Linked DNA regions of Mus musculus: regions 1, 2, 3, 4, 6 and 7 are each linked to region 5. A link is a loop called in an ENCODE intact Hi-C map of the cell type or tissue named here. Cell type or tissue: left cerebral cortex. All regions are shown on one strand. Region 1 has its middle 7.7 kb from the start of Ttc12. Region 2 has its middle 46 kb from the start of Gm38579. Region 3 holds the start of Ncam1 (neural cell adhesion molecule 1). Region 4 has its middle 120 kb from the start of Gm25633. Region 5 has its middle 61 kb from the start of 2310003N18Rik. Region 6 overlaps Ncam1 (neural cell adhesion molecule 1). Region 7 overlaps Ncam1 (neural cell adhesion molecule 1).

Region 1 (4,000 bases), 680 kb after region 5:
CCAAGAAGGCACCAAAGTTTGTCTCTGGCACAGTGTCTGGTGTCAGATGGATGATCTAAAATACCGTTAGCACACCTTCTGGGCCCATCGTAAGCACCCTATGTATTTCATGTATGACTTGATGTATCTCTTTCCTACTGAACTCCAAACTCCCCCAGGGCACGTCCTGAATCCATCTTGTTCTCGGATTTGATCCACTACCACCGTACACAGCATCTGCGTCAAAGCAGGGGCTTCATAGTTGCTAACTTCACTTCTAGTTCATAAGGCTGCGCTTTGCAAATTACTTTATTAAATTGATTAAGCCACTGATGTCATTGGCATGATCAATCACCTTTCAGTAATGTCACCAGCCCAAGACTGAAGTTTCAGCACCAACCAGCAGTCAGCATGGCTGTAAGAGAGGACACAGTGTCTCTAAGCAGAGGGCGGTGACCACTGCTCAGAATCGAGAAGAGGTTGACCCATCATATACCGAAGGCTTTATTCTGATTCTAGAATCCTTTGACAGCATCCAGCCTGAGCTGTAGCCTGGAAACCAGAATCCAAGAAAGCAGGTGCCAACGTAACAGCGGCCATTGTTCAAGGCCACCTGCCAAAGTCCTGGACATTAATTCAGTTCCAAATGGTCATTGGTAAAGGTCAGGATGCCCAGGGAGGCTGGAGTGAGCAGGGGGCGTGACCCTGAGGGGCCTGAAGAACAGAAGTAGCCATTTAGTCAGCACTTAGCCCCAGAGAGGCCACAGCCTTATTTATCTATAGGTTGGCACTGTGTTGGGTAATGAGGGCATAGTGATGAATCTGGTGAACACTGTCCTTGTCTTGACGGACTTTGCAATGACTGTGGGCTGCAGAGAAACACGGCTCCCACTGGAGTCCTGGCTATGGTACTGCCCAGCTGTGTGATCATGGCCAAGTACTTTTCTTTGCTGAACATGTTTACCTCGTCCATAACACAAAGGCCCCTGCTACATAGAAGTGCTCCAGATGTAGAGGGGAATGGGGCTTGCACATCTGTTTTGCTCAATGGATTTTAGCTTAGAGCAGTCCAAGTGGCTTTGGGCTAGTTATACTAAACAAGGGGTGTACTAAGTGAATATTGGTGGGATGGCCGGGTTGTGGGAGGGAACATTCTCCAGGCCTGGAGAATGTGCTTAACATCAGCTTTCCAAAGGAACAGGCTTCCCAAAGCTTCCATTAGTGCTTCCAAACTGTTCTCCAGCCCCAGCCCCAGCCCCAGCCCCAGCCCCAGCCCCAGCCCCAGCCCCAGCCCCAGCCCTAGCCCCAGCCCCCAACCCCCCAAGCAAGTCCCCAAGGAAGCCCCCAAGCAAGCCCCCAAAGCCCCAAGCCCCAAAAGCCTCAAGCCCCAGCCCCAGCCCCAGCCCCAGCCCCAGCCCCAGCCCTGCCCCCATTCCCAACCACCCCTCAGTCCCAACCCCACACTTATGAAAGGCTCAGCAAAGCCACCTTTTGGTCAAGACTAAATAAAGTTGTTCAACAACGTCTGGACAGCCAGAGTATGGCAAGTGTCCACTAGTGTTTCCCACTGAAGCTAGACAATAAAGACACACCCTCTCTCTTTGCAGTTCTACAAACTGCAGATTTGCCAAAATCTGCAATCCTGACACACTGCTGAAGTCCTTTATAGGCAATGATCTACCAGAGAGCTCCTCTATGTTCAAAATACAGCCGCTCCCAGCCGGGCAGGAGGCTCAAAGAGGCTAAGGCTCCCTGGGGGAAATCTTAGCAACCATTTCCAGTGCTGGGGCCTGACCGGAAAGCACACAGAGCAGACTGGGACTGCCATCTAGTGGCTATGTTAAGAATCACAGGAATACAAGGCCTAGCCTGAAATTTTGGCACAATGGGGAAAGCCATTGTCTTGCAGGAAACCTGAAAATTAGGGTTCCCCTTATGCCTTTCTTCCTTGTCTACTCCTCTCTCCCACATCCTCCTCCTCCACTAAGCTGTGTATTTTGATGATTCCAAAAGAGGTAATGTTATCCTGTGCTGATTTATCCCGGTATAAAAGAGCACACACTTGCATGGAATATGAACACTTTATTACGACAGTAATTCCTGTGGAGGGCTTCCAGTGAGGGTTTCTAGTGTCTCTGCTTCTTCAAAATTCCATCGTAGTTTCCACAACAAACTACTGTAGTGGACAAATTCACTTACCCACATGATGTCTGTTTCTCTCTCCTTCCCTCTGGCCTCCCTCTCCCCTTCTCCTCCCCTCTTCCTCCCTCCTTCCCCCTTCCTTTTACTTTCCTTTGCTCTCTTCCTCCCTTTTGCTCCATCTCTCCTTCCCCTTCCCCTTCCTCTTACCCCTCCCTCTCCCTCTCTTTGTTATGTTGAGTTTCTTTGGTTTTGTTTTATAACGCAGGATGGTCTTGGATTCACTACTCAGCTTGAGTTGCCCTCAATTTTGGCATCTCTACCTCTCCTCCCAATCCCCAGAACTCTGGGTGGGTACCAACCTGGATCCCTCCTATTCCTTCTCTTAGTAATCTTTCTATTTTCTTTGAGGATGCTCTTCTACTCTTAGTTTTGTGGAGGGAGTGTTTATGTATATGAATGCTTGTCTGCATATATGTATGCGTACCACGATCATGCAGTGCTCAAGGAAGCCAGAAAAGGATGCTAGATCCTCTGGAACTGGAGTTATAAGAAACTGTGAGCCACCATGTAGGTGCTGGAAACTGAACCCAGGTCTTTTGCCAAAGCAGCAAGGGCCTGCTCTTAACTGCTGGGCCATCTCCTTAGCCCCATACAGCTATGACTGTTACAGAAACTTCTAGTATAAAAGAAAATATTTGAACCCATAGAAAGAGAAGTCTTGAGTTTCCATGGGCTAAAAGCAACAGGTGGCATGCACATCAAGCCCGACTCAACCTTGAACCCCAGGGATTTGCCTGGCCTGAGAACTCTCTAGAACCAATCATCTCTGCACTTTTCCCCACTAGAGTCAGTGTGCTGGAGAAGATGTATTTAAAACCAAAATAGCTCTATGAATCCCCTTCCCTTAGAAAAGACACTAGGGTGTAGAAATAGGCTGTCGCAACAGATATATGCAGAGTTATCAAAGTCTAGGGGCAAAGTTGTTCAATGCAGTGCTCTGATCCCTGTGTGCTGCGGGCAGTTCATGGGTTGGGACCCTGGTTCTCAGTGCTGTGCATTTGGAGGTAAGGCGTTTGGCTGGTAAATCAGTCATGAGAATGAACCAGGAGTGTTCTTCCACTCCTATTACGTGAGGAGAAGGTGGCTGTCTAGGGACCAGGAAGTGACTCCTCACAAGCTTCCATGTCTTTGGCCTTGATGGTGGACTTCCAGTCTCCAGAATCATAAAAACACAGGTTTGTTTATAAACTACTCAATTTACACTCATTCGCAATAACCATTTGAGCTAAGGCACTATTTTAAGAGCTATAAGTATAGCAGAGAAACTCAAAAGTGACAGTTGAGCATGCTCTCTTGGCCCAACTTTCTCCTGGGGATGTCACAGGAAACAATTTGGAACACAGCAGCTCTGCTGAGGATTAGAAGCAGAGACACGACAGACTCCAACCCTGAGGCTTCCTTACACAGAGTGATCAGAAGACAGGCCAATGGTGTGGTTCACTGAGGACTACACTACCCAGAATCCCCTTTCTTCCTCTCGGCCCACAGAGTCCTGCCCTGTTCTCTTGCAGTTTCCCAAGTCTCTTCTCTCTTTCCTGCTGTGTTGAATGAGTGCAAACAAAACTCTTTTGAAGAATTCACTCCCTAACATTCTAACACCACCTCTTCCAGGATTGCACGGAAGATCATAGTCTCCTTGGGCCATCATTCTCAGATCTTCAGCACAGTTTTCTCCCTGCTGTCGAGTCTCCGGTGTGCCCCAGAGCTGATTAATACCTTTGTTGAATGAGTGAAAGATGAATGAATGAGTCAAAGTTGTGAGAGATGCTAGTGTAGGACCAGAAGCCTAAAGACTCCCTTCGCCCTGTCCCCAAACTTT
Region 2 (4,000 bases), 270 kb before region 5:
AAGGCTGTTGTGAAGACCGCAGAAGATAAGACACACGATGAACAGTCTTCATATCTTTTACCTGTCTGAGCTGTGTAGGGTGACTGTGTTCACTCACAGAACAATCACTGTATCATGGCGGAGTGCTGGCCTCCGTTCTGTGGACGAGTCTTGGCTTTCATAAAGCGCACATTGTCTCAGGGAGACAGAAAAGAAGAAAGCTGAAAAAGAAGCAGGCTCATTGCAGACATTGAGGGGATGCAAGGGCAGGCTGATCTGAGGAGAGTGTTTGGGTATGGGGCCTAGTGGGCTTCCGGATGGGTAGGGTGGTTGTACTGGAATGGGGATTCCAAGACTAAGCGCTTAAGCCTGCTAAAACCTGGAGAAGTGCCACCGGGGCAAAGAAACCAACAGGACAAAATATATTGTGGTGGGAGGAGGCCTGGCCAGTTCAGAGGAAGAGAGAAGGTCTTTGCAGCAGAGCTGGGGTGCGTGGGGAGAGGTGAGACCACATGTAAGGGTAGCGCCAAGCTGTTCCCAAACCTGGAGCTGAGGGTTTGGGGACCTGCGGTGACCCCACAGCTGTGTTGGATGCTAAGGAGTCACATGTTTAGACAGTCCCACAGAAAAGTCGAAGGCCTAAGATGACTCTATGCAAATGACTCACCAGCTTAGGACGCTGTATGGTCGCGGCGGCAGAATCCATGCTCCTTTTGATACCTGAGTTTTCAAACTCAGTTGATAACTTTTGATGCTGACTTTTCAGGGGTTGCTGAAAGCCAGCGTACTGGTCACTTTTCTCACTAAACACCAGACGAGAGCAATGTAAGGAAGAAGGAATTTGTGGATAAAACACGGCCGCAAGGGCATGAAGCCTATGGTTTCGTTGCATCCACAGAAAGAGAGAGCAGCGCGCCTGCGCTAGAAACCTGGAACGTCAATATGGGAACCAAGGAGGCAGCCAGTGTCTAACTTACTTCCAGGGTCCGAGAAGCTCTGCAGGATTCACTAGCCACACACCCCATTCCAAAGTAGCTGTGACTAAGAATGAAACGAAACCATCCCTTCCAGTTTGCATGTATTCTTTTCTTCTAGTGGCTACACAGTCTTTAGGATACAGACTTTAGAGTAGGCTTAACTAGGTAGGAGACCCAAAGAGGCTGCTGGGCAAGTTGGTGAAAATCTTTCTTATCCCAAGGGCAGAGGCTGCTGTCTGTTTTTTTTTTTTTTTTCCCCCATAGACTCAGGTGTGTGTGTATATGTGTGAGCCTCGGCGCCACCTATCTCTCCTTCCCAGCACTGGGGTTATAAACATGCATATGTAAAGCTCTGTTCCTGGCCCCGCCCACTTCAGTTGCACAGCCTCCAGTGCCTAGCATTTCCGTAAGTCTGGCTCCTTGTCTATTAAGCAGGGTTAATATTTATTTTTTTATAGGCTGTTGTGAAGACCGCAGAAGATAAGACACACGATGAACAGTCGTGTATTTGAGTCAAAAAGGTCATTTAGATCTACTGCTCTTGTGGGTCTCCAAGCTGCCTTACTGTTGGGGATACCTGGGGGAACTTGTGATAGTATTAATTAGTTTATTAATTAATAGCTTCTTGGTTTCTGCTCTGGGGAATTCTGACATTTGCATCTGGGTTTAAACGACCTTTGCCTGTATTTCTTTGTGCCCCCAGGATGTCTCAGCTAAGGGCTAGCTTCTAGCTTGCCCAGATTTGTAGGTCCTGGTGGCTATGAGGTACCTGGGAGCCAGGTGTGTGGTCTTTAGGGATCGATCTGGGCTAAGAAGGGCGAGGGGTACGCCTCTGGAAGGAACCCAGGAGAAGCTAGGCATAACACATACATCTGCAAGTCCAGTTTGCAGGGGCAGCACTAGTGACCTGGATAGGACAGGAAGATGTCTCCTTCTTCAGGAAGCTTCTACAAGTAAAGTCTTCTTGCAGGGCCAGGGCCTCCTTGAGAGCGCTGCTCTAGACAGGCAACCGACAGGTGGCAGCAGCGGCCCATAAGCAGCCAGGGTGCAGCCCCAGCAGGGAGGACCACAACACCAGGGCTCGGGTGGGCGCGGCTCCTCTTCTGGGCATGGGGCTAGGCTGACCCTGCAGGGAGAAGGGTTCCTGGGGGCGAAGACGGTCTCAGGTGCAACGTGAGGCAGTCCGATGCGTCTGGGAGGGGGCTGGCTTGGGAGCTGGAGTTAGATCAATCCGTGGGGCATGACACACCCTGGTTTAGTCCTTATGATTTGTGGGAAGCAAGTCATGGAGCTAGGTACCCCCAGGCTTAGCCAGGGTCCTTGGTACACTGCTGCCTCGGTGTGGTGTGAAGACTTGTTTGGTTTGTGTGTATGTGGGGTAGGGGGGGCAGGGGAGAAAGATTAAAAAGAAACCCCTGGAGATTAAAAAAAAAAAAAAAAAGAAAGAAAGAAAGAAAGAAAGAAAGAAATACTGCCCTTTCTTTAAGACTCCTTAGAGCTTAGATTTCTCAGGCTTAGTCAAACCATTCTAGGCAAGAGAAAGGTTAGTGTAGAAACTGCAGATGCTAATAGGATGGGCGGTCCTTTAATTGGTCCCTGCCAGGCAAACCCAAGACCAGCACATTGCCTGGGAGGGTCAGGATTCTTTTTATTAAAAAGCTGGTTGCCCTGGAGGAGCCTCCATCGGATCTGTGAAGGTTTAGGGGGGTTGGTGAGCTCTGAGGACAGGATGGTTAGTTTGGTGTCTTTGCTTTATTCTCATTTAGTTTGTGAAAAAGGCAGTCTCTGTTCTCATACTTCAATAAATTATGGACTTATTCTCTCTTCTCTCTCTCTTTTTGGATTAGGGAAATGGCATGGTAGGCTCCAATGAACTTTAAGCCAGAAATTGATTCTTCTCTGCCATTCATCATAGTAATTGGGAAAAATAATTTTCCTCAGACTCATTTGTAAAATTGGGAACAAATGTTACCTGGGAGGATGGTTCTTGTACTGTCTGCCTAAGTGCTCTCTGGTGTGTGACCATAGTTACTGTGGAGAGCTGTCCCTATAGCCTGAGTGAGATATGCTAGGGATGACACTGGACAAGATGAACATGGGTCATCATGAATCTGGCATCAGGTGGATCTGCCCATGGGTGTGGAAGGGCCCACACTGACCAGGATAATGCTGAGCCTTGGAATCAAGCTTCAGGAATCTTTACAGAGAAGGAATGGAAAGAACCGATAGGCGGCGTCTTAGTTAGGGTTTCCATTGCTGTGAAATCCTACCATGACCAAGGCAATTTTTTTTTTTTTTTGAGACAGGGTTTCTCTGTATAGCCCTGGCTGTCTTGGAACTCACTCTGTAGACCAGGCTGGCCTCGAACTCAGAAATCCGCCTGCCTCTGCCTCCCAAGTGCTGGGATTAAAGGTGTGCGCCACCACGCCCGGCACGACCAAGGCATCTCTTAGAAAGGACAACGCTTAATTGGGGCTAGCTTACAGGTTCAGAGGTTCAGTCCGTTATCATTAAGGCGTGAAGCATGGCAGTGCCCTAGAAGACATGGTTCTGGAGAAGGGGGCTCTACATCCTTCTACTGAGAGCTCTACATCTTGATCCAAAGACAGCCAGGAGAAGACTATCTTCCAGGCAGCGAGGAGGAGGGTCTCAAAGGCCACCTCCACAGTGACACAATTCCTCCAACAAGGACGCACCTACTCCCAAAAGGCCCCACTTCCTAACAGTGCCACTCTCTGGGTCAAGCACATTCAAGCCACCACAGGCAGCAAGGCCTAAATACCACTTGGAGATGGGTTCTTTGCAGACTTCTTCAAGGAACTTAATGTTCTGTTCATAACAAATATAAATATTCTTGTCTGTTGGGTGGGAGTACCTCACTGCAGAGGCCAAGTGTTACTTTAAAGACCAGCCCCTGCTCTCCTATGTAATGCATTCAAGGTTGTGGCCACGATGGTACATTGACTAGAGTCCAGCAATGGCACCTTACACTTATGCACAGGTAGTACTGAATGGACTAGTTAAAAAAACAAAGAAGAAGAGGG
Region 3 (4,000 bases), 370 kb after region 5:
AGAAGAAGAAGCAGAAGCAGCCATATGCTTTTTATTGCAAGGACTTTAGTAACTAAACTGGAGGGGGGGGTGTCCACAACTTTGAAAATCGAACCGAATCTAAAATTCTTTTTCCCCCTAATTATTAAAAACGTTCAAATTCCTGATTAAGGAACGCCGGAGGGCAGAATGATCTCCAAAGACGTGAATGAAGGAAAAGGGTGAAAAGAAATCCCAGCTCTGCCTGGAAGGTTCCCTGTGAAAGAGCCCGGCTCCCTTGGTAACTCCAGGCCGCGTTTTACAGGCAGCCGCATCTGCCTCCCCTGTCTCTTACCTCCTGGATGTTAGGAACTATTTGTGGTCGGCGTGGTGGAAGGACACAGTGAGGCTCTCACCTCCGCCCCCCGCCCGTCGCTCGCATCCCCAGTTCCATCAAAGCCAACCCGGGCCAGCGCAGGGATCTCCGAGTTGCGAGTGTGCTGAGGCTGGGACTGTCACTCATTCTCCGCTCAGCGCGTGAACGCAGCTCGGCAGTGGCTGGCAAGAAACAATTCTGCAAAAATAATCATACCCAGCCTGGCAATTGTCTGCTCCTCGGTCCATTGCTCCGCCGCCGTCCACAGTCGCTTGCAAGGGGAAGGCACTGAATTTACCGCGGCCAGAACATCCCTCCCAGCCGGCAGTTTACAATGCTGCGAACTAAGGATCTCATCTGGACTTTGTTTTTCCTGGGAACTGCAGGTACATTTTAATTTAATTTAATTAAAAAAAATCTACATCGGGTCTGTTAATTGTCCGCTTGCCCCTGTCTTCTCTCCCTATCCCCGAGAAGCCCGGTTCTTTTGGCTGGTTTTGTGTGTAAAGCAAAGACAGCATTTTCACTGAGCTGAGAAGGGAGCGCATCGTATCGTCCTTGCTTGGCCAGCCAAACCCGTGCCCTCCGGGACGGCGCTGGACGCGGCTGCCTCCCCGCTCAGTGGCGGCCGCGCACGCCCTTCCCACTTGTGTGCCCGCGGAGGTGGGACAGGGGTATGGGGACCGGGATGCTGCCGTGATGGGCAGCGCTGCTTTCCCCTTCCCCGAAGGCGGGTGGCGGATGCGTGGCTCGGGTGGTGTCGCCCCCCAGGCTCATCTTTCACCTAGAGGTGTTTGTCAAGCTTCGAGAAGAGTGAACAATAAGGCTGGGGCAGTTTTACCCCCACCGTTATGTCCCGGGCTGGGGTAAAGTGAGGCTTGCAGCCTTCGCTTACTCCCCCGTCTTCCCCGCCCCGAATAACGGTTTGCAAAATGGGGCAACCACCGGCAGCACCGCAGGGCCCTGTGGTCGTTCCTGCACCCCCGTGCAAATGACGTTAGTTTTTCATTTGCCAAATTGCTGGGTAGTTGCAAAACCTGCCCTCGGCCGGGAGCACGGAGGGATGGGAGGGTCCAGCGCCGCGTTTTGACAGGAGGAAGTGCAGAGGGGCGGAGGGTGAGGAGGGCGTGATCGGGGCTGCCTGGTTGTGTGTGTGTGCGCGCGCGTGTGCGCGCGTGTGCCTTTACACGCACCGAGAGCCTAGGGTTGCACGGTGCCAGCGAAGAATGGCAGGTAGCCAGCTGCCCAAGACACCTCTTCCTTTCTCTGGGCGATATTCCTGATCCTGGCAAAGTGTGAACAATGGGGAGCTCGGGAGAAAGACCGTAGCGACGCTGTCGCGGGTGGCGAGGGCTGTGCCACCGCCCAGAGATCCTTAGCATTCGGGAAGGGGGCGCATTGCATTTTGGCTATTTCCATCTCGGCTTTCCCTGGAAAATTCCTCAGTGTGCCCACCCTCCCTTCCAGCTGCTGCCCCTACCCCACCCAAGGATTTGTGCTTTGGCGTCCCAATGGACTGGGAGAGGGGGAAGCAAAGGGCACTGGGGCCGCCGAGAGCTGGGTGGGATGGGCCGACAGCTGGGGCGGGGGGGGGGCGTGTGCTGCCAAGCACCAGCTGAAAGCAGGCTAGGCGGAGGAGACCGCGCATGGCTGTGGCTTCTGCCTGGTGTGGCTGTACTGGTCCAGATCTCTAAGCCTTGGGTGTGGAGCCCACAGAGCGGCCCCGGGAGCACCCAGTGCGCCCCCCTCCGAGGGCAGCAAGAGAGCAGAGCTGGGCCACCGCCTCCAGCCAACTCTGATCGGCGACCAATCAGAGCGAGGCTGGCTGGGCGGGAAGCCGCGAGAGGCTTTTATTGCGGCGCGGGTGGCGCCCAAGCTGCCAGGATGGTCCCCGGGTGTTCTAGCTTAACGGTCTCGCTCGCCTCCCGTTGGGAGAGACCCCGCCCTGTTACTGCCCCTAGCTGCACGGCCGTTTTCGAGGACGTAAAATGGAGAAGGATAGGCCCTGGGACATCTCTTGGTCCAGCTAGCTTATTCTCGCCCACTCGTGCTTCTTTCTTGGCGCTTTGGAGCATTCAGGCTCCCTGTCCATGGCGCACAGTTGCGACGGAGCGCTTCGCTTGCGAGTGCAGAAGACAGCAGCTCCCAAGCTGTGTCCCGGAGAGCAGACGCGCCTGCGCTGACCCTCTGGCCAAGGACTAGACGCTGGGGTGGAGGGGCGTGGCGGGGTGTGGTAGGGCGTGTCTTGACAGGGCGTGCCAAATGGGTCCTCGCCACCACCAAGCCCTGGACTGGCAGAGGCGTGCCCTTCCCTGTGGTGCTGTGGGTGACCTCCTCTTAGGGTGTGTTTACTGAGACCATCCTTCTGGATAGCAGCATGACAATGGAGACCTAATCTTCCATGATGCGTCTTTTTAGGATCTCCTTGTGGTCTTCTCCATAATGGAGATGGGTGTAACCCTCAGTGTTCCTATCCTGGTGGGAGCTGAGGGAGGGAATCCTACAGTGGCGTGATACTGGATGCTCAGGCAAGACTGGCATCCTAACCAGTGTTCCCTGGAACGAAAGAATCCTTATTCTGCCCCTAAACCCAGGCGGCGAGGACGAAGAGAAAGAAGCACATACCAGCCTGTTTAACAAAAGAAAGTGGTTTTACAAAGAGAATTTTCAATTAAAGTATTGTTTTAACCAGCTTAAAAAAAAATCTAGAGAATTCAGACCAAAGGGTTTGGAAGGATATAAAAGAAGGATATATATGAATATCCCCCGTCATTAAGCTGCAAATGCTGTAGAGTATCCACAGACAATGGTATATATAATTCAAACTCTGTTATTGGTGAGCATGAGAATTTAACATATAAGAAACGCTATCCATAGCACTCGTTAATAAATATCCTGGTGCATAGCAAATGAATCAGATGTTGTAGGTGTCTTCTGCCCTTTAGAAATAAAAAGGCAGCTTGCATAATTGCATAGTAAATCTGAGATTGTGGAAGCAGCATTTGTTGCATGCTGGCTGGCTGACTGAATTCTGTGCTTGAACGATCTGGAACCACGTGCTTAGTTGACAATTTTAGTCCTTTGCTAGTCGAACCTGAAAAAGTTAAGGATTAGGCAGCACTGTTTTTCTAACAAGATAACACCAGACTTAGAACAAAGAGCAAATTTAGTACAAAAGGAAACATACATAAAATATACCTCATATCCCTTGCTAAGCAGTTGAAGATGCTGTTCAAAAAGGTGTATTGGGAGAGTAATTACACAGACCTCTATTCTTTTGACATTGGTTTTCATTTACAAGAGGAAGTGTAAAATTTGGACAAAATTTAAATGACTGTAACAAAGCCATACTTATACAGAAAACCTTTCGCCACTCACAGCCTTTTTCAAAAACATGCTGCTGTCCATAAAGTTTAGCTAAAAAAACATTGAGATTAACTTAGAATTCGTTTAAATTGTAACAAGACTAAAGTCAAATGGAGATTATAATCTAGAATTGTGGAACTATGGCCCTCTTTTTATTTAAGTTGCTGTTTGGCTATTTGGGGACAGTATCCCTTAGTGGCTTAGAACTCAATATCTAGACCAGGTTGGCCTTGAACCATTTTAGAATCCTCTTGCTTCAGCTACAGTGCTGATAGTACATCCATGAGCTACTAAACCACT
Region 4 (4,000 bases), 220 kb after region 5:
CTATGGGTTGATGGAAGCTAGGGATCTGTCTGTATGGCCCAAAAATGTTTACCAACCACATAGTCACAAAGATGAACGTTGCATTCAAAAGAGGGCAATATAAGGGTACTAACGGGTCTAGAGATGGCCCAAGATAACTTGATTCTGGACTTGTAGCATGTGAACCTCTCTACCACAGTGAAGTTCTAATCAATCAACCAGCGTTACAGAATGCTCAGGGTAAGCTCTGGCTCTTTTCTGGGAACTCTGGTTCACAATGGGCTCACATTAGTACAGAAACTCGGATTCCTAACTAAAGCATCTGGCTTGTCTTAAGGTTCCATGGGCAGGAAGGACTCAGACAGCAGCTTCTGGGTTCTTCCAAATGCGAGGGACAGCACAAGGCACTGCAAGAAGAACTGCAGGGCTGCCCTGGAACTGAGAAGGATCAAAGCATGCCTAGAAGCCCAGATTTTCTCATCCTGGAGGGTGGCAGGAGTTTGGCTGCTTCCCCACCTTGCTCTGGTGCCAAGAGATGCCAGCATCTAGGCTTTCTTGGGCACTGGGTAGCCCCGGTACACATAGCAAATGATACACATAGCTCATGTGTCTTCAGGGTTATTCGGGCTGGACTTATGCCATTTATCTGACCATTGGACTGAAACATCCGAGGCTGGATTTCTTTTCTATATAACCTTATAAGGTTCCTTCCCCTTGGCCCCTGCTGCTCCTGAGTATGCAAATGAAGCACTTTCCATGTTCTTGCCTCAACCAATAACATACCACCACATGAGCCCAACCAGCCATTCTCCCTAGGGTATAAATATCACCTGCCTCCTCTTAATAAACCATCCATCCTCCATCACAGTCTCCCATTCTCTCCCACTGTACTCACCTCTGCTCAAGATCATCTTCCAGCCCCACTGTGCTTGGGCTAGTACTCAATAATCTGACCACACGAGGACAAAGCAGGATTTGAGCCAGGCAGGGAATTCTCCACTGAAGCAAAGCACCTGCATCCCTCTCTGTTATGGGGAAGGAAAACTTCATATTTGCTTATTCCTGAAGCATGCTTTAAATCCCCACTGTCTCTTAAAAATGTTTATGTGAGGGTAGGAGTGTGTGTGTGTGTGTGCGTGTGTGTGTGTGTGTGTGTGTGTGTGTGTGTGTGTGTGTGTGTGTGTGCGTGCGTGTGCCTGAGTACAGGAACTAGAGTTACAGGCAGTTGTTACAAGCCCAATGTGGGCACTGGGAACAAAACCCCCATCTTCTACTGGAACAGCAGCACATGTTGCTAACCGCTGGGCCATGGCTCCAGACCCTTTAAATCCTCTCTTAATTTCCAACAAATTAACCGCGTATGATTCCTTTATTTAAGCAGCCTGTAGGATATGTTATAAGAATATCAGAAAACATCATGGGACCCAGGAGTCTGAATTCACTTGAGTCTAGGAATTACTGTTGCAGCAAGGCATCTGACTGTCTGTGACCTCCCCATGTCTCACAATCTTGCCTTTTTCCCTTCTGGTTTATTCTGTCCCTGATTTATACTATGATGACTTGACATTCTTCACTTCTTTCATCTAGTTATTGATACACATGTCATATAGCCTAGTTAAAAGGAGAAGGAGAAAGAGAAGGAGGGAGAGAGAGAAGGTGAGAGAGAGAGGGAAAGAGAGAGAGGGGGAAGGATGGAGGGAGGAAGGGAAGGAGGAGGAGGAGGGGAGAGGGAAAGAGAGAGGGAGAAGGATGGAGGGAGGAAGGGAAAGAGGAGGAAGAGGAGAAGGGGGAGGAGGAGGAGGAGGAGGAGGAGGAGGAGGAGGAGGAGGAGGAGAGAGAGAGAGAGAGAGAGAGAGAGAGAGAGAGAGAGAGAGAGAGAGAGAGAGAGATCACGACGACCAAAACTCTCAGGACAAAGAGAGTCTCAGAGCCCTTGCCTATCAGTAACTTGTGCAAGGAAGTCTTTGTAAGGAGGCAGCGCCCTGCAGCCTTGGGTCGCAGAAAAGGTTGAAGAGGAGGCAAGTCTTCTTGTTGGAAGAGGAGGGAATCTCGGGAGGAAGTTGCACACTTACAGCAGCTCAGCCATTCGCACTTGTGCAAATGTGCCAGTGTGAGTTCACACTCTGGCTTCCAGAGCACTGGAAGGTAGAAACCAGTTCTAGTCTGCACAATACTCCTAGAAATCAGGCCAGCTAGACAAGCTCCCTCTTCTGGCCTTGTCTACAAATAAAGGATTCTTTCCTACAAATTAAAAAAAAAAATGTTTCTTGGGTTTGGGAGATGGCTCAGTGATTAAGACAGTGGTTCTCAATTTGTAGATCATGACCCCTTTGAGAGTTGAAAGACCCTTTCACAGAAGTCACCTCAGACCATCAGAAAACACAGATATTTGCATTATGACTCATAACAGTAACAAACTTAGGTTAAGAAGTAGCAATGAAAATAATTTTACGGTGGGGAGTCACCACAACATGAAGGACTGTGTTAACAGGTCACAGAGGTGGGAAGGTTGAGAGCCACCAGGTTAAAAACACTTGCTGCTCTTCCAGAGGAACTGGATTTGGTTCCCAGCATCTACAGTGGCAACTCATAACTGCCTATAATATAGTGCTGGGGCATCTGAAGCTCTGTTCTGGCCTCCATGAGCCCTGCATGTATGTAACACACACATATGCACCCAGGCAATGCATTTAAACCCAGGGAAAAAAGAAACTTGTTAGTTTTTTCTCTAAATAATTAGATGCTTGCTCAACAGCCTTATCTCTCACACAATGACACACATGTAGGTTCCACAGCTACATCTTGTCGCTTTTGTATTTCTTCTTAATTCTCCGAAGTACTATCCTATCTCTGACAGCGAGTGACTGAACGATCCCAGAGGACATGTTCCTTCTGTTTGCACCTACTGACACTGCTTTGAGAATGATGAGGAAAGAACTCCTCATGGGTGTTGGGAAGAATTTCTTGCTTCCTTCCAAGAAAACCCAAGATTTATTCATAAATACAGTAAAGCTTTAAAATGACAACTAAGCATAATAGGTAGAGAGAGAATTGCTCAACAAATCTTTGCTAATTGCCTCAGAGACTCTTGGGATTCTGCTCTGTATCCTTCCTGCTTCCTGTCCTTGTCCAGGACCACTGGTCTTCCACTAAGCAGAAACTTCTCTCTACCTTTTAGTGTTTTACTTACACTCTACCCTCTAGTCATTGGTGTACTGAGATTTGCTGAGAGCTCTGCTTTCAAATGACTTCACTTCTAAACCATTTTTCTTTCAAAGTAGCCAGATTTTATAATCCAAGCCAGGGAAGTTAGGGATGCCCGAGGAAGAGGAGAATCACTACAGAGTCACCTTGACCTTGGGGTTTACTCATCTGTACCTTAGAGATGCTTCTCTAAGAAGATGAAGTTGAGACAAGTGCATCTACAGAGAAGGTCAGACAGATGAGTTTGACAAGGCAGATAGTTCTGAATTAGGCATTAGATGGTGGCCAAAACCTGTAAAAGCACATCATTATTTTAAATTCCTATTAAGCCTCTTTTGGGGAGAGGGAACGGTGGTGCTAAATGATGGTGCTAATTTCAGGAAGTAACTGAGCAGTTATAAGTACCCTAAATTAATTGATGGTTTTAAGGAAGAAATAGAATGTAGGTAACACTGCGTCATAAACCCATCATTTGGGAAGAGAAAGACTATTAATTCTCATGATTCCTTATACCACAGGACAGAAAAGTAATAGTTCAAGTTGTGTATGATGAAATCTAATGCTGTGGCATAATTTTTTCTCATCGATCGGTTCCCAGCCTATCTCGGTTGATTTATGAGAATAACAGGAGGGAGTGCTCACTGCAGGATGGCCAGGGTTGGAGAGGTTTATGTGAAATACTGGTTTCTAGAGTTAATAGATTTTCAATTATGGCCTATGGAATCGTGTTACATCCGTGCAAGCAGCAAGCCTTTAACTGAACCACTCCTTGCTCCCCAAACCTCACTGACCCTCCAGAGTAAGTATCAGAGGAGAG
Region 5 (4,000 bases):
CAGAAGCCTGTCATTTTGACATGGCTGATTGACAAGTAAATCCCTGGATTTTCCTGTTTCTTCCTGACCACTCCAATGCTTAGATTACAGGCACATGTAGCTGCCTGGCTATTCTACAGAGGGGCTGGGGACTTAGCTCCTCATGCTAGCACAACAGACACCGCTGCCCAATGAGATACCTTCCCAACTCAGCTTTTTTTTTTTTTTTTTAAGATAATTGTGCAGTGTGTCTCAGAATGGCCTCAAACTCTGATAATCTTGCATCAGTCTCTTGAGTGCTTGGGTTATAAGTGTGTGTAACCGCCATTCCCAACCATATTGTGGTTTTCAAGAAGCACTTCTGCTTGTTTATACTTCCACTACCCTTTAAGAAGAAAATGAGATCAAAGCTACTGTGGATATCTTTTAGCTGTGGAAAGCTAGTGTTATTATATAAAGAACCTGCTAAGGTCACACGGTGACTTAAGGCAAGAAGAGACTCAGTACACTGCCTTTCCCCTAGGTCTATCCATAACTACCAGGATGACCTAACTCACCATGGGTTGATCAAGTTCTCATTCAAGTGAAATACTCTCACTTTCTGTAGGAAGTGCTCCTTGTGAGGTGTAAAAGATCCCTCAGTTCAACCTCTCAGACCTGGAGCTATTCCCAAAACTTGAGCATATACAACTTCATCTAGAAGTGCTCAGAAGGGTAATTAAACAGAGCCTTCATTTTCCAGATGAGAGGACTGAGGCTTGGTGTGTGTGTGTGTGTGTGTGTGTGTGTGTGTGTGTGTGTGTGTGTGTGTGTGTGATTAGCTCTACATCCAGCTTTAGATTGAAACTGCACACTTCTAGTGTTGTCTATTTGGTTTATTTCTTAAACTCTTTCTCTGAATATTTATGTATCTACCTTCTGAAGAGACATTGCAAGTGATCTTGAATTCTGCTACATCTGAAGTTCCAGGGTTCACACCCCAGACACTTTTATCCCATCTATAGAAGACTCTTTGTATCTATCTAGTGCCTGGAGGCTGAAACCTGGGGCTTCTTAAATAGTCCAAAGCACAGTTTGTTTGAAAATGGCTACAAGGGCTCTGATCCCCCATTCCCCCTCCAAATAAGGGCTTCTTCTGGTCTTGCCCAAGGACTGCCATGATCCTGTTTATAGCCTCAGTGGGAAACTGGAATTGGTAAGTAAGATTGTTACCCACAGTAAATGGGTAACAGTGATTTTGGTCAGTTGCCAAATAAACTCCCATTGATGTTTCTTCTTCTTCTTCTTCTTCTCCTTCTTCTTCTTCTTCTTCTTCTTCTTCTTCTTCTTCTTCTTCTTCTTCTTCTTCTTCTTCTTCTTCTTCTTCTTCTTCTTCTTCTTCTTCTTCTTCCTCCTCCTCCTCCTCCTCCTCCTCCTCCTCCTCCTCCTCCTCCTCCTTCTTCATTTAATTGATGTCAAAGCATAGACATTGTGCAGGGGAGTCAGGGGAATATCCAAGAGTGACTGATTCTTAATCCTTACCAGTGGGCCATCCTAAGATTTGCAGGGGCCCAATTAAGTATGGCTTCTCTTTAAAATCAATGCACACATCTCCTCCATTAGGAGTTAGTGTGGCAAAGGCCTCCAAATCCACTAGATGGCAGTAGTCGGTTAATCATGTAGGAAGGGGTTGCCTAGAGAAGCAATTCCCAACAGAGCGGCCACGCTCCAGGATTTATAATCAAGTCCAGAATGTCTAAATATAAAGATACTTTCTCCCTTCCTGCATTCCCCAAAGATTACTTTCACTCTTTTTAATTATTATTTAAAAATAACAGCTACTCTGGGCTAGACTACACAAGACTATGGCTGAAAAGAAACAGGGGCATCCAAGCCTGAAGCAATGGCTGGAGAATTCGGGAGTCAGCATAGGTCCAGCTCGATTCAGCTGCCAACTCCTCCTACAAGCAAAAGGTTTCTTCCGAGCTCTTTCTAGCCACCACTCTGCAAGCTTCCAGGCCTTCAAATCAGAGACCTCATCCAGACCATGAGCCCCAAACCACAATTTACCACATAACTACGCTGAGCTCTGAACCAAACCCTAATATTAATTTATGGGACCACAAAGCCATTACAAAGTTACGTTCTATTTTCCTTATAGAAAGAAAGGGAAGAGGGAGGGGGTGAAGGGCAGGGGGGGGGGGGGATAGGAAACGAAGTCATACATAGGAGAGATTTGAACTGAAATCAAATCTGTGTGTTTCCTAGCTAGCGCTCTGGAGCAGGGGCTTCAGGAAGTTCTCTGAATCTGACCTGAACCAAGTGTATATTGCACAGCCCCACTCCCCTGGCTTGAGCCATGGTTCTCTGAAACAACCTTGTTTTCCCTCTGAAGCTGCTTTCAACGCTATCCTGGCCTCCAATACTGGAGTCTCACAGTAGGGTTGTGTGGAATTGACCCTGGAATAGCCTTTTACAGAGACACCCCAACTCTTTTATGAACACTCCTTATTAGGCCATTTTCTTGTTGGTCTTTGTCTTTTCTTTAGCAGCCAAAGAGTCTGGTGGTTGGATCTGAGATTTATGTGGGACACTTGGCTAAAATATAAACAGTGGTTTAGAGAAGGGGAATCTGCTTCGTGTCAAAAGGAAGACTAGGCTTGGGGCCTCCTGGAAAGCTAGTTGGATGCTTATCCACAGAACAACATTTCTGTCACTAAGGATTCTGGCCCAGGCTAGCTGGCTAGGGCCTGGCTGCAGAGCACAGTCAGGTTCATACCATGTGTTAGACCCACCCTTACCTGGGTTAGCAGGGAGGGAGCCCAGCACTCTGTTCATAATCATTTGTGGCCAACAGTGCTTGGCTTTCTGCAAACCAATCACATTGTGTGTGTATGTGTGCACTTCATTTTACCCATTAATTGAGTAACCCCCTGAGGGCCATGAGCAATACAACCAGGTTTTATAAGGTTTGGAGTTCGTACAACTCTGAGGGAAGTGGGACTATAAGAAAATGAAGTCAAGATTCCAAGGATAGTATTAGACAACAATGAAAATATTGATTTAGAATGACACAGACTGAATCGCACTCTTACAGAATGGCTTCTCCAGCCAGGGAAACTGGATCTCTTCTGAATGGAGGTCTTGGGAGGCATACTCTGAGAGTTTCTAGATAAACCGTTCTTCACAGTGCCCTGGTGACGCTGAAGAGGCTCACATCCCTTGTCCAGGGTCAGACTTAATATGGGATCCAATTCAATTGCGAAATCAAAACTTTTGACTCTCATGGTCAAAATTTGCCCTCCCAGCACACAGCACAGAGACTGTGTAGGATTGTGAACTCTAGGGCGGCCTGAGCTACATAGCAAGCCTCTGTGTCAACAATCAAGGGCTCTAGTCATCTTTATCATCTCTTGAGTTGGTGTGTTTCCATTACAGTATAACATCTCCCTTTGTCACCAGACTGCTCCGGGGCTCTAGGGTTACACCTTGGAACAGTGCAAAGCTACTGTTGGTTTGAGTTAAAAAGGAGTTCTTTCCATAGTTGTGAGACCAAGAAGAAGCAAGGTGAAGGTGGAGGGGCTAATTCCCCTGGAGAGAACCCACCTAACTTATCCCAACTCTGATAGGATGCAAGCTCCATTCTTGTTTGTTTGTTTGGGGGTTGTGTCACTCTCTGCTGCCTAGCCTGGCTTTGAAGCTGAAGCAATTCTAGGTATTGGGATTACAGGTTTGCTGCACCATGCCCAGCTGCAAGCTTTGCATTTTTCTGTTGCCCTGAACCCTTGAGGGGTTTGATCTTCAGCAAGAAGATAACTTCCAGGGGGTGGGGAGAGACTCCATGAGAGGATGATAGGTCTTTCTGAGGCAGTGGCCTATCTGGGTCAGTTCTGGGCAAGATCCTGGGGCCTCCGAATGTCTGAATGACCATGTTCAGTTTCATATGGAGGTTTGCCCTTGGAGGCCTTTCCCCTTTCACCTCTGATTGCCCTCCCCCTTAGCACTCTCCTCTCTCTCCTCCCTCCTGCTCCTCTTTGAGCAA
Region 6 (4,000 bases), 640 kb after region 5:
CTTTGTTCCTGGTCTGAGTCACACTCCCTGTATTTGTTACCTTGTGTGTATCCCCTCTCCTCCTCCCTCCATTCACAGTCACTGAGGACTTCCTCTTTGTAGCTGTGGCAACATGACCCTAAAGCCAGTCCCATTTACACCCAGACTCCTGGACTTGCAGAGGAGGCACCTTCATCTCCAACAATGACTTGTCTCATATTTTACGTGGTATGCAACGAAATAGAAAAGTCCCAAAAACCTTGCAAGCCACAGTAATAATTTGATCTATGTTAAAAGTTGGTATTGAATCTGTCAGTCTTTGGAAAGAGAATATTGGAAGTTTAAGATTACTAAATCTTAAAGATTTTGGGACTCCCTGCCCCAAATATATTGACTTTTCTCTCCTTTAAGTTGGCTTCCAGCAGGGGTAGACATCTTTCAGAGTCATGGTGACTGCTAAATGGTTAGTGGTCTAGAAAAATAGCCCCTGGGACTTCCCTGTAGGATGCTAAGTGTATGCAGATGTTGAAGTTTGAATTTGAAATTTGATGAGATTTTTAAAAACAAATTTGGCTATTGCAGTGCACTGCTGTGATTCAGGATAAAGTGGAGCACAGCATTGAAACTAAGAAATTTGTTCACTCCTGAAGAGAGGTCCATCTTCAGGAGTGGTCAACAAAACCCAAAAAAGGGAGGAGGGATAAGAGAAGTTAGCGCAAGTAAAATTTATAGAATAAGAGAGTGAAGCTTTTTAAGGGCAGCTCCCACCTCCCTCCCCTGGTCATTAGTAAGGATTTAAGTGACTTGGGCCTGATTTCAGATGCTTTAAATAAACTAATAGTATCGCTCTTGTTAGTGGATCGTACATAGAACAGCTGATGAAGTCAGGTGTTTCCCCATTCCACTCTCTATCCATCTGCTCCTACCCAAAATCGCCTGGGATGCTTTTAACAAGTACCGGAAACTCTGCCCATCAGCCAGACGCTATTTACTATGTTCCATCATGAAACACTGAATGAAGAGAAGAGAGGTTAAGGCAGGGACTGAATCCCATCCCCCATCATCAAATAGCTGTGGTGGAGAAGACACTTAAGTCCCTACCACAGGGCAGCAGGGAGTGAATTTGTTTGGGTGAGCTGAACTCTGCATTATGCAAACTAAGATTCCCCTACTGCCCCACCCTCACCCCTTCCCATATATCCGAACCTTTAGCTTGAGGTGCCTCTGCAGAGAAGTAGCTTTATAGGCATTGTCCAAGGACTATGTAAATGGGACTTCCGGTTTCCCACCATCAGCATGAGTGTGACAAGCCCGCTCCCCTGTCACTGTGTTGCATGTCTGAGCATGGCTCCCTTCACACCCTTTCATAATGATCTTTTTTTTTTTTTTTTTCTTCTTTAGCTACTGACCCTGACTTGTGTTAGGCAATGCTGGTTCTGACGAACTAAATTCTTTAACACCCACTCTTCCTTCTTAGATTGAAAACATCACTAACCGCCCCTTCCACGCCCTCCTTTATTTTTATTTTTTTACAGCTGTGTGTTTGGAGCCTCGGCCTCTGACAGGTCGACACAGACTTTCTATTCTAATTGCCTTTGTTCCGAAGGATCTCGCACCCTGGCGGCTCCCAGGGTAGAGAGGTAGCTGTAGCCAAGGTCCTCAGAGAGGGGCAGTGGAGTATTATCAGCCTGAAGCCTTCGAGTAGGGACCGGATCTCCAAAGGTTACCAGTGTGAGGGCAGGAACATCCCAGTAGCCCACTTAATACCCACACCAATGTTCATGAACTAGTGAAGTGTGGCGCCTCCTTGTGGCTCAGAAGGAGTAGCAGCGTTCACTCGGTCATAGTTATTTCTGTCCTAAATTCTTCAGCCTGGATCAGCCCCACAACCACAAGCGAAACCTTCATGGTCAGTTTTTTTTTTTTTTAAGGGCAATAAAACAAATATAATTGGTCAATTAATCCGTTGGTGCTTTCATGCCACCCACAAGAATGGAATCGGTGTTTTTGTGGCTCAGTCTGTCAGAGTTCATTTGTTGCTGTCTAATTTGCATTTTGTCATCCAAATCCCTCCCTCCTGCTCCCAACACACATTCATAATTCCTAAGAGAACTGGGCAGGAATGGACTCCGCACCAGGTGCCTCAGTGAGCTCGGGTCCCCCCGAAGTTCAAGGTCAACCTTGGGTCTCTGCTAAGACCTAAGGAACTGAGACTGGAGAGACAGCAAACCACCTTGGTTCCATTCCCTGTACCAACACGGAAGTTCACAACCATCTGTAATTCTAGCCTTAGAGTATCCGATGCCCTGGGATGGCACACATGACATTTGTGCAGGCGAAATACCCATACCCATTTTAAATAAATAAAACCCCAAACTGGCCACATCCCTACCCACATATTCCATATTCCCTGAAGTCAGGGACTCAGGTGGCAAAGGTCAGGTCACCTTAGCACAGACATCTCTTTAACTCTAAAGAAAAAGGCCACTTGTCTCCAGAGACCTCATTTGAGATGAACAGTGCCGAGTACAAATTGTCACCTTCATCTTTAATATAACTGAGCTAAGCTTTAGAAGTATGGGAAATCCCGGGAGGGACCCCAGAGGAGTGTCAGGGAGAGTTATAAAGACCGAGAGCAGACAAAGCCTACCTCACATTAGAGTTATTCATTTGATATCTCTAGCTAAGAACTCCATTTCAGGACAGAGAATTAGTGGCCTAATCACTCTAAATCCTGATTCCCCAAGGCAATTTGCTAATCCCCAAAGGACCTGTCAGTACTGTTCCTTGATGGAACCGTAATGTGTCTGAGCTGGAGACATGAAACAGGCTTCCCATGTGAATAGGGAAATCATCCCATTTTGGACTCGTATAAAGAGGCATAGAATAAAAAAGGTATACCCAAGGTTAAAATTGCCCGAAGAAATAACAAGGGAAATGGGAATTGGGATAAGCAAAATATTCCGTGTTTTTAATTCACAACAACGATATTTGATAGTAAAAATTCTAGATTTCAACACAAACTCTAGACCATTCAGTAGTTATCCATGTGTAAAGCTGAGACTGCAGACCTCTGTGCAGATAGATCTGTTTGAAAGAGAAGGCACAGTGAACAAGGGCTGAAGAGTCGGCTCAGTTAGTTAAGAGTACTAGTACATTTGCAGATGACCTGGGACAGTTCCAGTCCCCACACTGAGCAGCTCACAACTGCCCGTAACTCCAGCTCCAGAGGCTCTGATGCCCCCTTCTGACCTCTGTAGGCTCCCGCAGACACACAATACATACATAATTAAAAATAGACATTGAAAAATGAATGAGCAAAGAGGAGGCATGGAGCCCTTGAAGGGCTGTTTGTCCCTTGGTCTTTCATGCTCAGCACACTGTTGGCACTGGGCCTCCCGGAGCGGGGCGGGGCTCCCGCTGTCCCTTCACAGCTCAGAGAGGTTTCTTCCCCAAGCCCCAGGCTTGCTGTGGTTTGTGTTGTAAAGATTCTTCCATCTCCAGAGCCCTGCAGATGAGAGGGAAGGCACGCGGCAGACTTGGATTTAAGGAAGGGCACAGAAGCCCAGTAATTCCACAGGAGGAGCCTGTAATCTCCAGGGCCAGAAATAACCATTTCAATTACGGTTTCTTAAGAGGGCGCTCAGCAGCCTGCCTATGGTGTATCTGACAGGACTCGGCCTTTTTCATACCATTTTCTTCCATGCGTGTATGGACTTATGGTCTGCTGGAAAAAAATATCAGAACTGCCCAGAGCATTTGTTATTGGTTAAGGTTTATTTTTAAAGTAGCGCTGTGTTCAGCTTTAACATAAAATATTTGAGAGGGAAAAAAAATTGAATCCTAGATGAAGCTAAACTCAAAAGGTATAATTAACCCCAGGGGTCTTCTTAAAGCAACATGCCTATTGCTGATGAATGGCAAACCAACATTTACAAATAATTACAATATTGGTTTTTCTGAAATTGCCCATAATGATTTCAATCACAGCAGCAGCCACCCCAGAACCTTGGGACCCCCT
Region 7 (4,000 bases), 550 kb after region 5:
AGCCCTAAACAAATGAATATTTGTTTTCAACCCTTAAGGTCAGAGCTCAGGCTTTGCAACTTTGACACACCACATGTGGAGGTCCTGGTGGTGAGGCCCTGTCTTTGCACATGGTACTCAAGTGTAAAAGCTGTAGAACCTTGCTGGGGCCATGGCACATTTCCACAACTCCGCGTTTGAGCTCCTCTGCTTGAAACATGCCGGCTCCCTTTCTTTTTATAGCAAACGGAGACAGCAACTGTCACACATGGCCTGGCAACTTCTCGTCTCCAAGCCAACATGTGAAAGGAGTCAGGGTAATGTGTTCTAAAAATATTGGTGCAGTGCTGAAAAATGCATATTTCCAACATGTTCTCCTTCAGATCCCTTTGCCTTGGCAGGCAGGCAGGCATTACCTCTGCATGCTTTCTGCGCTGTGCATACCAGGCCCATCCTTAGCCAGGGCGACTTTGCCATTGTTCATGCTCTTCATGAAAGTGGCACCAGTAGATAATCATAGAGAATTTTAAATATTATTTAGTGGTCCAGCCAACAAAACTATTGAGGCTGGGAGATGGCTAAGTAGGTAAAGAGCTACCCACACAAGCACTGAGTCCTGGTTTCTGATCTCAGCACCCGTGTAAAAGACAGGCATGCTGGCATATGCCTGTAACTCAACTCTGGGTATGACAGAGACAGATGGATCCTGGGGACCTGCTGGTCAGCTAGTCTAGCCAAACAACAAGACAGGCTCCAGGCTCGGTGAGAAACCCTGTCTCAAAAAAATAAGTGGACAGAGGTAGAGGAAGATACCCAAAGTCAATATGGTGAGTGCAGCCATCTATAAATGAGCACATGGATGCAGACATGTACACAATGATAAAAACATATACAAATTCCAAAAGCAAAACTACTGTATAGTCACTATTATATTGTCACATATATTTGTATATATATGCACATATATAAACATATGTGTATGTGTGTGTGTATGTACCTGTACAAGTACATATATGCATATATAAAACCTTTGGTCCCTCTTTTAAAAAATGTGAAGGGCAATGTGTAAGCAGACAGGCAAGTAATGGGGCAGGAAGATAGTCAAAGTGACAAGTAAAGATGCACCATGTGACATTAGGGAAGCGCTAATGCACAGCAGGAGCTTGTGGGAAGAGTGTTAAGAATCAGGGAAGACTTAATTGAAAAGACCAGGCTTTATGTAGGACTTCCTAGAGAGGGCTGCCATCAAGAAAGTGTTCCTTCCAGCAGAGGAAAGAGAGAGGACAGGTGTGAAGTGCCTTGAACCGCAGGCAGCACAGCATGCCTAGGACAGGGAGCATGCTCAAGGAACAGACTGCAGGGAAGATATGGGACATAGCTTCAATGAAACCCAGAGACATCTTTACATCTTACATTGGGAGCTTTGACTCAAGCATCTTGTTAGGTGGGAGACCAAGCCACCTCAACCCCCCCCCCCCCCAAATGGCATCATGATACCTGCACAGTATACAGATGGCCTTGATATCAGTAGAAGAATGAGTCCCTGAGACTTGACCCAGAGCAAAGAAACCAGACACATTAAATAGCCACTGGTCCAGGTGAGAACTGCCCAAGCCTGAGCTGGGACAGTTCCACTGATGAAGTTCTGAGGAAAGGCACAGATAGTGAAGCGGAACAACTGGTAACTCCGAGTTACTTGAGGTAGAAAAGCATTTGCTATGTGAGCAGATGATGAGATGGCGCCCCCTTGAGTATGAATGAGAGAACAGGCTTGAATGGGAAATACAAGGATGAGTTTTGCAAAAGGCAGAGGCTTTCAGATGAAAATTGAAGAGGTCATCTGTCTGTGAGTCTAAGAAGACAGGCCTGGGCTAGAGGAGTAAATTTAGGAGCCTGTCTTCTGGGTATAGGTGTCTGTGATGTCAGTGGGAAAAGAAGGAGCAAAAAGGGTCAAAAAGAGCTATCTTTGACAATCAGGTCTGGGTTTGAGGTCTGTGTCTACCCCTGCTCGCTAGGCAAGTAACCTAAAGAAAGTTGTGTAGCCACACTGAACCCCACTCTTCTCCGTGATTCAAAGGAGGTGAGAATACAACCTTAAGAGGCTTCTTAGAATTTGATTGTTAATTAAATAAATACAAAATTCTTACTGTGTGTTTGAACCTAGAAACACCAAGTGGACATCATTCATGCTTCCATCCTCATGTTAGGGTGGAGCATCCATTAGATGTGTATAACACAAACAGTATTACTGAAGATACAAGGAAGTACAGCACGGGATAATGGATGTCGGGGCTCTGGCACTATTTATATCTGAGTGGGTCCTCAAGTAGTTCCAGCAAGAGAACTGACATACATTGTCACTTTCCGTGACATTGTTCAGACAGACTCTGATTGGCAGTGGCTCAAGGAGAAAGTGGGAAGGATGAGTTTGTTGATAATGATCAAAGGTTGCTATTTCAACGTCGAGCTGTTATGAGAAATAATGATCTTGAAGGCTAGCTAGAGCAGACGGGTACTTGAGGAGAGGTTTGGGGATTCCTAGATGAGAGTCCTAGGCATAGTGGTACACCGAGGGATGGAGCAGGTGGGGAGAATACAGTAAAGGAAGAGGAAAGGAGACCTCTAGGGAGACTGGCAGATGCCAAGAACGAGCCCTTTGCTGAGATAGCATAGGAAGTGCGTGAAGATTAAATGGGATAATGCATTCTGAAGTGCAGGGAGCAGCATATGGTGGGTACTTAAGAAGCTGTTGACAGCAGAGTCACTATAGATAGTGTATTAGTCAGGGTTCTGCAGAGAGAGAACAAATGGAGAATGCACATCAATGTATAAGAAGGGATTCATTTATGATTCATTGAGTCACAAGATTAAGGTTATGGTAAACCCCACAACAGGTTTTTCTGAAAACCAGACACCCTAGGCTGACAGTTGTGTGTTTCAACCCAAGCCTGAAGGTCTCAGAACCAAGGAAACTGGCTATATAACTCTTATTCTATTGTTTCTTTAATATTTGTTTATTTATTTTGAGATAGGTTTCTCAGTGTAGTCCTGGCTGTCCTGGAACTTGCTCTGTAGACAAGGCTGGCCTCACACTCAGAGATCTGCTTGCCTCTGCCCTCCGTGTGCTGGGAGTAAGAACATGTGCCATTACCCCCTTGAAACTCTAATTCTAAAAGCCTCGGAGAGTAGGGCTACAGGTCCAAGTCCTGGAATCCTAAGGTCAAGGAACCTGGAGCTCTGATTTCTTAAGGGCACAGCAGGAATCTCTGTAAGCTCTCAGAAATGGAGGGCATTTTGCCTTTCAAATTCATCTTTTCTGGACCCTCTACTGATTATATGTTGCCCACCTGTACTAAAGGCAGGTCTTGTCCTCAGACTTGCATACCATCTCTCCGGGGTCATCTCACAGATACCCAAAAGCACAGTGAGGATAATTTCTAAGTATTCTTTACGTCAGTCAGGCTGATACCCAAACTGAGACACCAGAGATAAACACATGCATAAGCATTCACATATGTACCCCACAGAGAAGTAAGTCTCTCTTGGGACTCACCTAGGGGGAACTAAAAGTCCCTTCTGTCCCCTTGTTTTTTTTATCAAGAAAGTAAATTGTCTGCTGAGACAAAGGCAGAACTCTAAGGTCATGAGGATAAGAAGGATGGTTTTTATTGTTGTTGTTGTTTAAGATATTCCTTTTTATTGGATATTTTCTTTATTTACATTTCAAATGTTATCCCCTTTTCTGGTTTCTCTCTCTCCCAGAAACGCCCTATCACATCCTCCCTCTGCCTGCTTCTATGAGGGTATTCCTCCATCCACCTACCCACTCCTTGCCTTCAGTTCCCCTACACTGGAGCATCTATCGAGACTTCATAGGACCAAGGACCTCTACTTCTCCTCCCATTGATGCATGATAAAGCCAACCTCTGCTACATATGCAGTTGGAGCCATAGTCCCTGAGAGCTCTGGGGGGTCTGGTTGGCTGATATTGTCGTTCTTCCTGTGGGGTTGAAAACCCTTT

What was found. Peaks named below come from ENCODE experiments on the same cell type or tissue, not always from the same donor. Only the 100,000 strongest peaks of a DNase experiment are listed, where the experiment ranks them.
Region 1: a loop joins it to region 5, with 6 times the contacts of the local background. A loop is called at or near these places in 21 of 42 quality-filtered maps.
Region 2: a loop joins it to region 5, with 2.4 times the contacts of the local background. A loop is called at or near these places in 7 of 42 quality-filtered maps.
Region 3: it touches region 5 in a loop (9-fold over the local background); 9 of 42 quality-filtered maps call a loop at or near these places.
Region 4: a loop joins it to region 5, with 2.8 times the contacts of the local background. A loop is called at or near these places in 4 of 42 quality-filtered maps.
Region 6: it touches region 5 in a loop (2.4-fold over the local background); 3 of 42 quality-filtered maps call a loop at or near these places.
Region 7: a loop joins it to region 5, with 6 times the contacts of the local background. A loop is called at or near these places in 16 of 42 quality-filtered maps.

Annotation. Positions count from the first base shown.
Region 1 is chr9:49,491,934-49,495,933 of GRCm38, reverse strand. No RefSeq gene overlaps it. Among named protein-coding and RNA genes, the nearest start is that of Ttc12, 7.7 kb to the right of the region's middle. In left cerebral cortex, a CTCF peak has its summit at 1,809 (motif pointing left); a DNase peak (open chromatin) is centred at 1,796.
Region 2 is chr9:50,436,256-50,440,255 of GRCm38, reverse strand. No RefSeq gene overlaps it. Among named protein-coding and RNA genes, the nearest start is that of Gm38579, 46 kb to the right of the region's middle. In left cerebral cortex, a CTCF peak has its summit at 1,967 (motif pointing right); a DNase peak (open chromatin) is centred at 1,973; H3K4me3 peaks cover 341 bases.
Region 3 is chr9:49,795,398-49,799,397 of GRCm38, reverse strand. Ncam1 (neural cell adhesion molecule 1) reads left to right here and starts at 329. Exons shown (of 19, transcript NM_001113204.1): 1 at 329-720. The coding sequence starts at 669. In left cerebral cortex, no CTCF peak of the experiment used is centred here; DNase peaks (open chromatin) are centred at 2,141, 2,448, 2,840, 3,350 and 3 more places; H3K4me3 peaks cover 3,217 bases; H3K27ac peaks cover 2,726 bases.
Region 4 is chr9:49,945,235-49,949,234 of GRCm38, reverse strand. No RefSeq gene overlaps it. Among named protein-coding and RNA genes, the nearest start is that of Gm25633, 120 kb to the right of the region's middle. In left cerebral cortex, a CTCF peak has its summit at 2,181 (motif pointing left); a DNase peak (open chromatin) is centred at 2,170.
Region 5 is chr9:50,169,894-50,173,893 of GRCm38, reverse strand. No RefSeq gene overlaps it. Among named protein-coding and RNA genes, the nearest start is that of 2310003N18Rik, 61 kb to the left of the region's middle. In left cerebral cortex, a CTCF peak has its summit at 1,607 (motif pointing right); a DNase peak (open chromatin) is centred at 1,637; H3K4me3 peaks cover 400 bases; H3K27ac peaks cover 383 bases.
Region 6 is chr9:49,526,906-49,530,905 of GRCm38, reverse strand. All of the region lies in intron 13 of Ncam1 (neural cell adhesion molecule 1), which reads left to right. All of the region lies in intron 2 of Gm11149 (predicted gene 11149), which reads right to left. Among named protein-coding and RNA genes, the nearest start is that of Gm11149, 11 kb to the right of the region's middle. In left cerebral cortex, a CTCF peak has its summit at 1,788 (motif pointing left); DNase peaks (open chromatin) are centred at 1,743 and 3,316.
Region 7 is chr9:49,615,125-49,619,124 of GRCm38, reverse strand. The region is part of intron 1 of Ncam1 (neural cell adhesion molecule 1); the gene reads left to right. Among named protein-coding and RNA genes, the nearest start is that of Gm11149, 99 kb to the right of the region's middle. In left cerebral cortex, a CTCF peak has its summit at 1,735 (motif pointing left); DNase peaks (open chromatin) are centred at 246, 1,712 and 2,666; H3K27ac peaks cover 1,547 bases.